Regions from separate parts of the Homo sapiens genome. Here regions 1 and 2 are each linked to region 3. The links are chromatin contacts, found by Hi-C or POLR2A ChIA-PET in ENCODE. All regions are on one chromosome and are shown on one strand. Each heading gives the region's core, a stretch centred on a gene start or an enhancer-like site at or near the end of the contact. The rest is flanking DNA. Distances are from core to core; before and after follow the strand shown. Region 1 overlaps FOXP1 (forkhead box P1). Region 2 overlaps FOXP1 (forkhead box P1). Region 3 overlaps FOXP1 (forkhead box P1).

Region 1 (3,554 bases), core at 150-2,649, 320 kb after region 3:
AAAAATTAAATGAAGTTTCCTAAAGCACAAGGTAACACTTAGTTGCTTTCAAGGGTGCTCAAGGGAGAAAAAGGGAAGAAGAAAAAAACATAGTGGCAGTTACAACAAATTAACAACATATAATAAAAATGCCATAAACATGCGGCATACATAATAAATCTAATCAAGTCTACAAGGCGGACAGATAAAAATGATTAACTGCCACTATCCTTGAAAAGAAAAGAAAAATTTTGTCCCTAGCTATTCATCACAGCTAATGTTCTGACCCTAAATCTAACGTGTAGAGCGAATGGTCTTTATAGTAACACACTGTACCAAGTAGAATGGCCTTTTCACTTCCTATTTTATTTTCTGAGAAATCGAGATAACAAAAATGTCAGAGCTACTTTTTAACTAAAGGTGTGGCTTTGGGAGGATGTTAATAAAGGTTCTCAGAATCTTTATCTCTATCATTAGAAATTTTTAAATAACCAAAAAAAATTTAGTATTTGTGTACTGATAGGACAAAAATATTACATATCTTGAGGCAACATTCCATCACTTTTTATTGGCTGACTGCATTCATTTCCTGATTCCGATATGGTGCAAATTCAGTGAGGCCTCCAATCAATTAGGACTCCATATGCTATATCTGTAAGCGGCGGGGGGGGGGGGGGCCGGGGGGGGCGGGTTATAAATTTCACCTAAAGGAAATGTAGGAAAACTGAGGCTTTCCTACAAGGGAGGGTCTGTGGCTCACAAAGGCCTGCATCACTTTCATGAGCGACACCTGCGTTCCTCTTGGCACAGGATCATCTCGATAGGTAGCAGGTTTATGACTGCTTTGCTTTTATAAGTGCTGTTGCAGTAAGGGTTACCTGAAGTGAGGATGAACACAACGACGTGTACAAAACAAATATAATAAAATAAATTAAATAAGGTGGAAAAAAACTGAAGTGGTTCAAATGAACAAACTCCTACTTGCTCCTCAAAGAAAACACGAAGAGCTTTCAGAAACATCTCCTCTGAGAGATGCAAGAGAATATGAGTAAATTACAACAATTAAAAACCATTAAAGATAGAATAATTGAGAATACCTGTTTAGGTAACAATGACTTTCTTGAATGCCTCATAACAGAGGTTCTATTTTTAATCACTTTTTTTGCAAAAACTTGCATAATTTAATAATAATTGTGGATTTTTAATTTTTATACATCCACAAGAACATAAAGTGAAAACCATAAATTATACTGACTCCAGCTGTTAAATGTTGGCATTCTGTCTTTAAAAAAAAAAAAAAAAGTTCAAAAATCTGTTTCCTCAAACCAAGGAAATGTGGGAAAAGGCCATCCTGCCAGTGGAAACCTTCAGCAGCAGAAAGCTCAGGCTGCGGTTTCTTGCCGAGGCAGCAAACTCCACTGAAAGAGAAGTCGCTGCCAACTCAAATACTATTTGCTTTCACACCCAAGAACAAACTGTGTGCATGGCGAAGGCATCGAAGGGCTCGGAGCAGCTGGAGAGGACTGCAGAAAGGTAACAGTAGTGTCAGAGCTACTGTAAACTGGTTCTCACTTTTCTATCAGCAAGTTAGCATCCAGGAAAACAACGCAATGCCTTCACCTTGCATCCCAGCAGCCCTAAGTCAGGACCTGCTGTAACTCAAAACCTCCTCTTTCTAAGTCAACAAGCCAAGGGACTTTTCAGAAAAAGAAAAAATCACCCAGACAAAAGAAACACATACTTCAGCAGTGGGATTCTAAGGGCCAAGAGGTTCAGGCTTGAAATGGAGTCATGAGGAATTTCCATATCTCAGTGCGACATGCAACCCACCTTCTCTGTAAGCAGGAAATGCAAAGGAAGTGTTCACTGCAACTTTGTAAACCAAAGGCAGAAAGCTCTGCCAAAGCAAATATCCTTACTGCAAGGCTTCTGCTTAAAAGGTCCTGCAAGTTACAGTTGTGCCTCATGGATGGGCGTCAGTAAGGATGTGTGTGTGTGTGGTGGGGAGGGGGGTTGGGGGGGGCAGTCAAGAATTCTATAGGAAGAGAAAAACAATCCAAGTCTCCAAAAAGCGAAAGGTTTATTCCATGATGACATTCTGTTCCAGTTTCAAGTAAACAAAGGCCAACTTCTTGCAGACATGGCAACTTCTTGCAGACGTGGCCCAAGTTAAAAACGGTTAAATAAGAAAGATTTTAAAAGTTCCTTTGTGCATGCTGCTTTGAAATAAACAGTTCAAATTCTTGTGCAGTGCCGTGTAGTCAGGAAGAGATGAGCCCCCCATCTGAGACAAGCCTCACGTTATCAAACTCTGCCCTCCCCAGGCCTGGCCTGTTGCAAATCCAGAATTAAACACTGTTAATTATTTGCAGGCAAAATCCTTTTCAAAGTAAAAAATCAAATTGTTTGTTCAAAAACTCCTGCTCCATCTAAGTTCCCCCTCCCGCTGAACATCATTACTTCAAAGAGCTCACAAAAATGTCATGGCCTCCAAACATGTATATGAAGGAAATGATGAATCTGTATGAATGGAAGATCTAAGTATTCTCCACTTGTAATAATAACACTCACCTAAAACAAAAATATCACATATTTCCAATTCTAGATTGGACTTTGTCAGGTTTCAATATTAAGAGTCAATTTTATTGACTTCCTCCAGTTTAAATTTAGAAATCTTTTTCTTACTGTCTTAACCACCCATGCCTACTTGCCCCCACTACAAAAAGTTTCATGGTTTAGACATAGGTTGAAAAATCTGCCTAACTAAATAAACAAAGACTGCCTTTCTTTCCAAATAAAAATGAGTTTAAGAATTTGCCTACTGTTCCCCCAAGACACAATCATATAGCAAATTCTCCCACCTCCAAAATGATTGATGTGATGTCTTTCCTTTCTTTCATCATTCCCTACCTTGTCTGGTCGCTGGTGAAAACCAGGAAGCCACAGACACACACTTCGGTCTTTCGCTTGTGCGGGCCTCAATTCTCCAATGCCAGGTTGCTGCCAATGTCCTTGCAGCCAATGGTAAACAGGCCACAAGGTTCAAGTTAACTGCGGAGCGTTACTACACTGAACATCTGGTCATGAATGAACGGATTGCCCACTAACTCTCAGCATTGGGCAGCTGATGAAAAATTCAACATTTTCCTTGTTGGCACAGTTGTTTTGGAGAATTCTCTAGAGCTTCCTGAATTATATTAAGAAAATTTCACTGCAGCAATCTATATCTGTGAGAACAGCTGGTGTTGAAAGGGATCTGCTGCTCTCTCTCTGTGCTGGGGGACCTCATGTTGGATCAGGACACTTTTACTACATTTGTCCTTGAAAACTTAGCCTTCGTTCAGGGGTACAGGGTAAAGCAGGAAAGACAGCTCACGGATGCTGGATTCCACACAGACGAACATCTTAATTCAGAGTGAAAAATCTATTACTCAGTGAAGAAGGCATTAAGATCAAAACAGTTCATTAGAAATAGACCTGTCTCTGAATTTTCTTTAGAAAACATATCTAATCAAAATTATCGTTGGGTTATGATATCAGATTGGTCCTATCAGCATGGCACATTTCCTAAAGAT
Region 2 (3,073 bases), core at 374-2,873, 300 kb after region 3:
TTTAGTAGACGCTAGGCTGGTCTCGAACTCCTGACCTCAGGCAATCCACCCACTTCAGCCTCCCTGTAATCCCCTGCCAGGATTACAGGCGTGAACCACTGCGCCTGGCCCCCAACCCCAGAGTTTCTGATTCACTATGGCTACAGTGAGGCCAGAAAATTTCAATTTCTAACAAGTTCTCAGGTGCTGCTTCCGCCACTGCTGCTGGTTCAGGCGCCACACTTGGAGGACTGTGCTCTGAAGCACTGTGCTTCCACCCTTGTATTGGTGCGTAGCTGCATCTCACCGCCAGTTAGAAAAGGGTTTTCTCATTTCACCAGGGCCAGCTGAGTCTGTCTCAGGTGTGGCATCTTCCAGGATTCCATGCTCAACCTCAGGGAACCAGAATCTCAGCCTCTCCCCCAAAGAAGCCTACTCTCAAGAACACACCTGACACCGCAATCCATTCCCCAGTCCACGTGGTTTGTTCTCACACCTGAATCAGAAGTCACTGCCTCCAACTGCTTCGCATCCATTTCAGAATAAAATCCAGGCTGGGTGCAGTGACTCATGCCTGTGATGCCAATATTTTGTGAGCCTGAGGCAGGAAGATCGCTTGAAGCCAGGAGCTTGTGACCAGCCTGGGCAACACGGCAAGATTCCATTACAATAAAAAATTTAAAAAATTACGCAGGCATGGTGGCACACCCACCTGTGGTCCTAGCTGCTTGGGAGGCTGAGGTGGGAGGATCATCTGAGCCCAGGAATTTGAGGCTGCGGGGAGCTACAATTGCATCACTGCACTCCAGCCTAGATGGCAGAGAACAAAACCCAGTCCTTCGCCCCGGTATACAGGGTCCTGCTGACCCCCTAACCTCTCCCACACCATCCTCACTCCCTACCTCCTTCTCTAATAACCACATGGAGCCACACTGGTCTTTCTGACCCCACACCACACTCGGCTTATTCCTTACTCTGAGGCTTAGCCCTCTTCATTCTCTGCAGGAAAGGTTCTTCCCCTGGCTCTTTGTACATGAGGATCATTCTTTCGTCTTTTCTTTCTTTCTTTTTTTTTTTTTGAGATGGAGTCTTGCTCTGTCACCCAGGCTGGAGTGCAGTGGCACGATCTCAGCTCACTGCAACCTCGGCCTCCAGGGTTCAAGCGATTCTTCTGCCTCAGCCTCCCAATTAGCTGGGATTACAAGCATGCACCACCATTCCTGGCTAATTTTTTTTTTTTTTGTACTTTTAGTAGAGACAGGGTTTTGCCTTGTTAGTCAAGGTGGTCTCGAACTCCTGACTTGAGGTGATCCGCCCGTCTCAGCCTGCCAACGTGCTGAGATTACAGGCGTGAGCCACTGTGCCTGGCCGAGGATCATTCTTTAAGTCTTAAATAGAAAGTCACCTTTTCCAAGAGGCCTTCCCTGGCTAGACAGGCTTTCCCAAGGTCTGTGCTTTCCACTGTATCCTGTGTGAACTCCCATTCCACGCAGATATCTTGTTCCTTCGTTTCACTTGCACTCTCTGCTTCTTTATACTAGAGGACAAACTCCAGGAGAACAGAGTTCTCCTGGTGGAGCTGTCATAGAGTTTGCCCTCTAGTAGAAAGAAGCCGAGAGGGCAAAGGTCTGTTTCCTGCCTTGCTATGCACTCCTCCTCCTGCCATCTACAGCACAATGACTGTCACACAGCAGGCACTCAGCAGATATGCGTTGAATGGATGAATTACTAAATCTAAATATACCATGCTATCCTTCCATTGAATAAAAAGCTAAGAAAAAAGAAAACCTCACTCGAAGCTATAATGTAACAAGTTATAAATGCCAGAGTGATTTGCAAATGCACACGACAAGATCAGTTACAGAAATGATGAATCTAGGCTTGGAATTCAGGCATCAGAAATTGACTTGGGTTGAGGACTGGAAGAGATTCTCCCTTCTATGTCGTAAATGACCCTTGAGAGGCCCACCTTGCCCCCTACAAAATATCTCAAACAATGTCTGAAAGGTAGGATCCTTAACTCTTGACTTCTTGAACTTCTTTTTAATGTCACTCACTCCCAGTGCCAGGTGCAAGAAGAAAAGTAGGTACTAAAATTGTCTGCACGCTGAGCTCCTCTACCCTGGACGACTCCGAAAAACCACTTGTAAGTATTCTATGTTAACCACAGTTCGTAATTTTGTCACAGGTGTTTGACTAAAAAGGGGACAAAGCCTTTTAAGATAGTACACCCATATTATGTCATTGTGTATATTCCGGACCACACCTAAAAGCTGACAAAATCTTTTCTTTCTATGCCATGGCAACCAGGAGAGTTAATGCTGCATGATTTTGCTAAGAGCATCCTATATGCTCCAAAATGTTCGCCTTTACAAAAAAAAAACATGTTAAAGTAGAATTTTAACACAACTTGTCATAAAAGCTGACACTAGTACACTGGAGAGGAAACCAAATGACATGAGTTGTACCTGGCAGTTCAACAGAATATAGGATCAATACTCTTTGTAAGGCAGCCAAAGCATTGGTTAGAAGTTCAAGTGAGGAGGATGAAGTGAATGAATATTCAAAGTATACTATACCAAATGATTTTTCTATAGTTATAAAAAAATCATTAAAATGCACTAAGCTTCACAAAAAGCAGCATAGTGAGGTGACACTGGTGCCAGTCCTGGTTTGGACATTAATTTACTTCTTGTGTGGCTTTGGAAAAGTCATGCACCCTCTCTGAAACACATTATCAGGAGAAGGTTTAATGAACTCGATCATCTCAAAGTTTCTTGCTAGTCCACATGCTTGTTGAGCCTATGAATGTTTCTGGACACGCATCTTAGGTGGAAAGACACAAAGAAAAGGGTGAACTCACCTCTACCCTGCTAATGATAAAACAAATGCTCTGACAGCTGTCTTCTTGTAGCAAAGACAAAGGTGTGGAGTGGCTATACACTGGGGTTTGCTGAATCTTTTCAAATAAAGTTCTGTTTCTATATACTGCAGGAGGGTGAGTTGATGTAGTAATTACCTGTTACTCTTGACAAGTAAGGTAATTAATGTAGCAAAATACCACTGCAATGTGTGTAAATTTAGACCACCATAA
Region 3 (3,296 bases), core at 244-2,743:
GAATGGCCCTGTGGTGAGGCAGATACAGCAATGGTCCCTGGCCCACGTGGTCCTCAGTTCCAACGAAAGGCCTGCTTTGCCAGAAGCTGCTTGGAAATAACTAGAGAAAGGATACGAGCATGGGGTGAAAAATCAACTGTGTGATCAGAGGCCAAAACCTTAATTCAAGTTTGCTGTCTTCTTCTGAACAACACTTGTGTTAACACAACACACATTTTCTTTCCCCTTTCCAATTAATTTAATGGAGTATCCAGGACATATTCTGAAATGACAGAACTTAAAGAGATTCAACCAACTGATTCCAATTCCGGAGAGAGAAAGCTAAAGCAACAGGAATACAAAATGTAAGCCCAGTAACATGCCTGATGGCCTACTCAGGAAAGCGCGCCTCCCCAGAAGGAGGACTGCTTTAAGTATTTCTCCAAAGAATGGCAATGGGGCAGCCAATTAGAGTTACTAAATTGCAACAGCAATGCCCCATTCCTGAGATCTGGGGATTTGTCTCCAAGGAACCACCATTCTGTCTTGATTTAAGCAGTGCTTTTACTTAAAAATATAAATTAATACATCATCCATCTACAGGGAGCTAAGGCAGTTAGCTCCATATTGATATTGTTTATGTCACTGTTATGCATATGTTGACAATGAAGCTAATTATGTTGTTTTTCTTCTGTGCCTGCAAGTTTGGCCAAGGGAAAACACTGAGTTCTCACTGTTCCATAGGAGTTTAAATTCCCCTTAATGCATCTTCCAAATTGCCATTTGCATTTTCATGTAATGCAACATTTTATAAAGCCATTGCTTCTGGTTAATTTGTATATACACAGTGTGACATGTCAACATTCAGGTGACTTGTAAGTATGATGAGCTATGGAAAACATCAACCTAAAAACAAATCCCTTACTCTAAAAGCATTCATAAGCATCAGAGGTAAACAAAATCATGACAGAAAAGAAAAATGACAACATCCTTTCCTAACTCTGCATTTGACAGTAATAAATTACCCTCTCTCATTTATGATGAAACTATAATCCCCTGTTTTAACATAATGTAAAATTTGTTAATGGACTGCTTCTGCCATGGGGTTAGAACAGATTACACTGAAGTGTGCAAAGTTCTTGAAAAGGTACATGTTTTGGGGCAGTAGAGCATGTCCCAAAGTGCTGTACCCTTCAGATATCGGGGGGAAAACATCACTGCCACCACCACCACCAAGTGTAATTTGTTATTTCCCTCCCGAAGAGTGACAGTATTTTTGGCCCACCCACAGGCAAACCCTCGATTTTTAAGCATAACCAGAAATGGGGCACTGAAGGGGAAAGAAAAGACGGCTCTTGGGGAATGAAATTACATTTTAATTTTTTTAACGTTTACTTATGTAGAAATCGCTGAATATCAGATAAAGGCAACTGACCACCTTTATTTAGTACAGTCAGCTTTTCCAGAGATCTGTGGTGTGCAGCAGGCCTGCAAAGAGGCAAAGGGAGCGTGTCCCATCCTGCCCTCAGAACAATGCTCACACATCTTCCTCCCATGCAACACCACCCTCCTCTGACCCTAGGTTGACACACCCTCATGTCAAAACCTTCTTTACGCCTGCCCTCTGCTGGCAAGCCTGCCAGGATTAGGAAATTTTGACTACTTCAACTTATTCAAAAGACAACTTTTAAAGCCAGACAGAGAAAGGACATGTAATGAACTATTAACTGGAATATATAAATTAAGACATTTAAACAAAATGGGGGGAGAAAGGGGGACACCCCTAGTGAAATATGGCACTTTTAATGTAAAAATGCACATTCGTCTACTCTATTGCCTCCTCGCTCACAGCAGGGGAGTGCCAAACTCGATATTTTAGCTCACCTAAGAGAACAACCTGTATTACTGTTGGGCATCTTGCCTTCTTTTGCTCACTCTCCGGGGAGAGCATGTCGGCGCATTTTCAATAAAACACCTTCTTAGCAGTAATGGGCCACTGTTCCCATTTCAGTGGTCCCTAAGGTTTCACGATACAGTATATTTGGCTGACTCGCAGTTCGAGTTTTCTTCTGGCATTCCTAAGATCCAAAAAACGGAAGAGAAAAAGCAAAAGAAGAGTACTTGCTTATCCTTTGTTTCAGTAAGAAAACAGTCAACTTTGAGACTGATTAGCTGGTAGGACTTACACAAAACAAGGGCACTCTCGGGCCCTCTCCCCTGCTACGGGAACCCTCCGCGCACGTGTGGGCCAGACTCCCAGCTGAAGGAGGGCTCTGGGCATTAGGGGGTAAATTTCTGCAGCAGCGTGCTGGGGTTTAACAGTGCAACTCCTGTCAGTGTCAATGGGAAGCACAAGGCCTGTACAAATCCCTGCATACCATTTCAAAAATATATCTCCAAGACGGGAAAATGAAGCTTAGCAGTTGCAACCTCAAAAGCATTCAGGAAGTAGCACTCTTGACAGCGCTTTAGATGCCGAGTAAATGGTCTTATAAAGAACACCCAATCCAGCCGACAATAAATCTTACACCGGGGAAGCCGGCACAGGGCTGTGGAATCCCCTCCAAGATAATTGCCTTCCACACTGTGTGGCATAGAAGCTGCTACACAGAAAACATTTTCCGGGGCTCTGCGCTCGCTATGGCTTGCTTTTCTTTCCCTAATAGTCACCAATTACACAGACACTCACACCCTGTCTTTAAGAGTGACCACATAAAAGTCTCAAGGTTTGTCTCCTTTTCTAGAAAAAAAGGTTGTAAGGCCAGTTCTAGTGGGGAGCGGGTGGGAGAGGGAGGTTGAGAACAGAGGGTGTGTTTAAGAACTCAGGAATGGAATCTGACACAGGCATCCAGGTGAGCAACCCTGGGTGTCTCCACTTTCCAGTCTTTGACGGTTCATGTAGTTTCCAGACAGCTCCAAGTACTGGGGCTCATCTACAGGCCGCTGAAGCGGTCAGCACATCTTTTCTAGTCCACAGAGGCCTCAAGCAGGCTGTTTAACTCTGAGATAGTACAGGAGTACTACATATGACTTAGGATTCTATTAATGACTTTGTCAGGAATAATAGTGTGATTGTGGGCAAGTCACGTCACCTCTCTGCGCCTGCACATTTCAGCTAAACAAAGAGGAAGATGGATGAGATCTCTCTATAATTTCTTTTTTTCTTTTTTGAGATGGAGTCTCGCTCTTGTCACCCAGCCTGGAGTGCAATGGCGCATCTTGGCTCACTGCAACCTCCGCCCCCTGTGTTCAAGCGATTATCCTGCCTCAGCCTCCCAAATAGCTGGGATTACAGGCACCTGCCACCACGCCTGGCT

The links. Hi-C counts contacts between places; a loop is a spot of excess contacts on that map. ChIA-PET counts read pairs that join two places held with the same protein, here RNA polymerase II (POLR2A). Pooled maps may share reads with other maps.
Region 1: a map of MCF 10A shows a loop between it and region 3 (2.6-fold over the local background). The contact joins two enhancer-like sites. A Hi-C loop is called at or near these places in 7 of 168 maps with a recorded cell type or tissue (B cell, MCF 10A, OCI-LY7 and 4 more), 9 of 37 single-sample maps with no recorded cell type and 22 of 50 pooled maps. POLR2A ChIA-PET finds 5 or more read pairs at or near these places in 10 of 52 experiments (PC-3, T-cell, WTC11 and 6 more).
Region 2: a loop to region 3 is called in a map of CD4-positive, alpha-beta T cell, with 2.0 times the contacts of the local background. The contact joins two enhancer-like sites. A Hi-C loop is called at or near these places in 3 of 168 maps with a recorded cell type or tissue (CD4-positive, alpha-beta T cell, OCI-LY7 and naive thymus-derived CD4-positive, alpha-beta T cell), 10 of 37 single-sample maps with no recorded cell type and 15 of 50 pooled maps. POLR2A ChIA-PET finds 5 or more read pairs at or near these places in 10 of 52 experiments (CD8-positive, alpha-beta T cell, activated B cell, activated CD4-positive, alpha-beta T cell and 6 more).

Annotation. Positions count from the first base shown.
Region 1 is chr3:71,388,597-71,392,150 of GRCh38, forward strand. All of the region lies in intron 3 of FOXP1 (forkhead box P1), which reads right to left. Among named protein-coding and RNA genes, the nearest start is that of FOXP1-AS1, 100 kb to the left of the region's middle. RefSeq lists a silencer at 1,682-1,976. Within about 2 kb of position 1,400, at least 26 of the 41 ENCODE cell types and tissues checked have a DNase peak (open chromatin) inside an H3K27ac peak, as active enhancers do; they include OCI-LY7, where a contact is called at or near this core.
Region 2 is chr3:71,370,973-71,374,045 of GRCh38, forward strand. The region is part of intron 3 of FOXP1 (forkhead box P1); the gene reads right to left. Among named protein-coding and RNA genes, the nearest start is that of FOXP1-AS1, 83 kb to the left of the region's middle. Within about 2 kb of position 1,624, at least 2 of the 41 ENCODE cell types and tissues checked have a DNase peak (open chromatin) inside an H3K27ac peak, as active enhancers do.
Region 3 is chr3:71,068,443-71,071,738 of GRCh38, forward strand. The region is part of intron 7 of FOXP1 (forkhead box P1); the gene reads right to left. Among named protein-coding and RNA genes, the nearest start is that of FOXP1-AS1, 220 kb to the right of the region's middle. Within about 2 kb of position 1,494, at least 6 of the 41 ENCODE cell types and tissues checked have a DNase peak (open chromatin) inside an H3K27ac peak, as active enhancers do; they include OCI-LY7, where a contact is called at or near this core.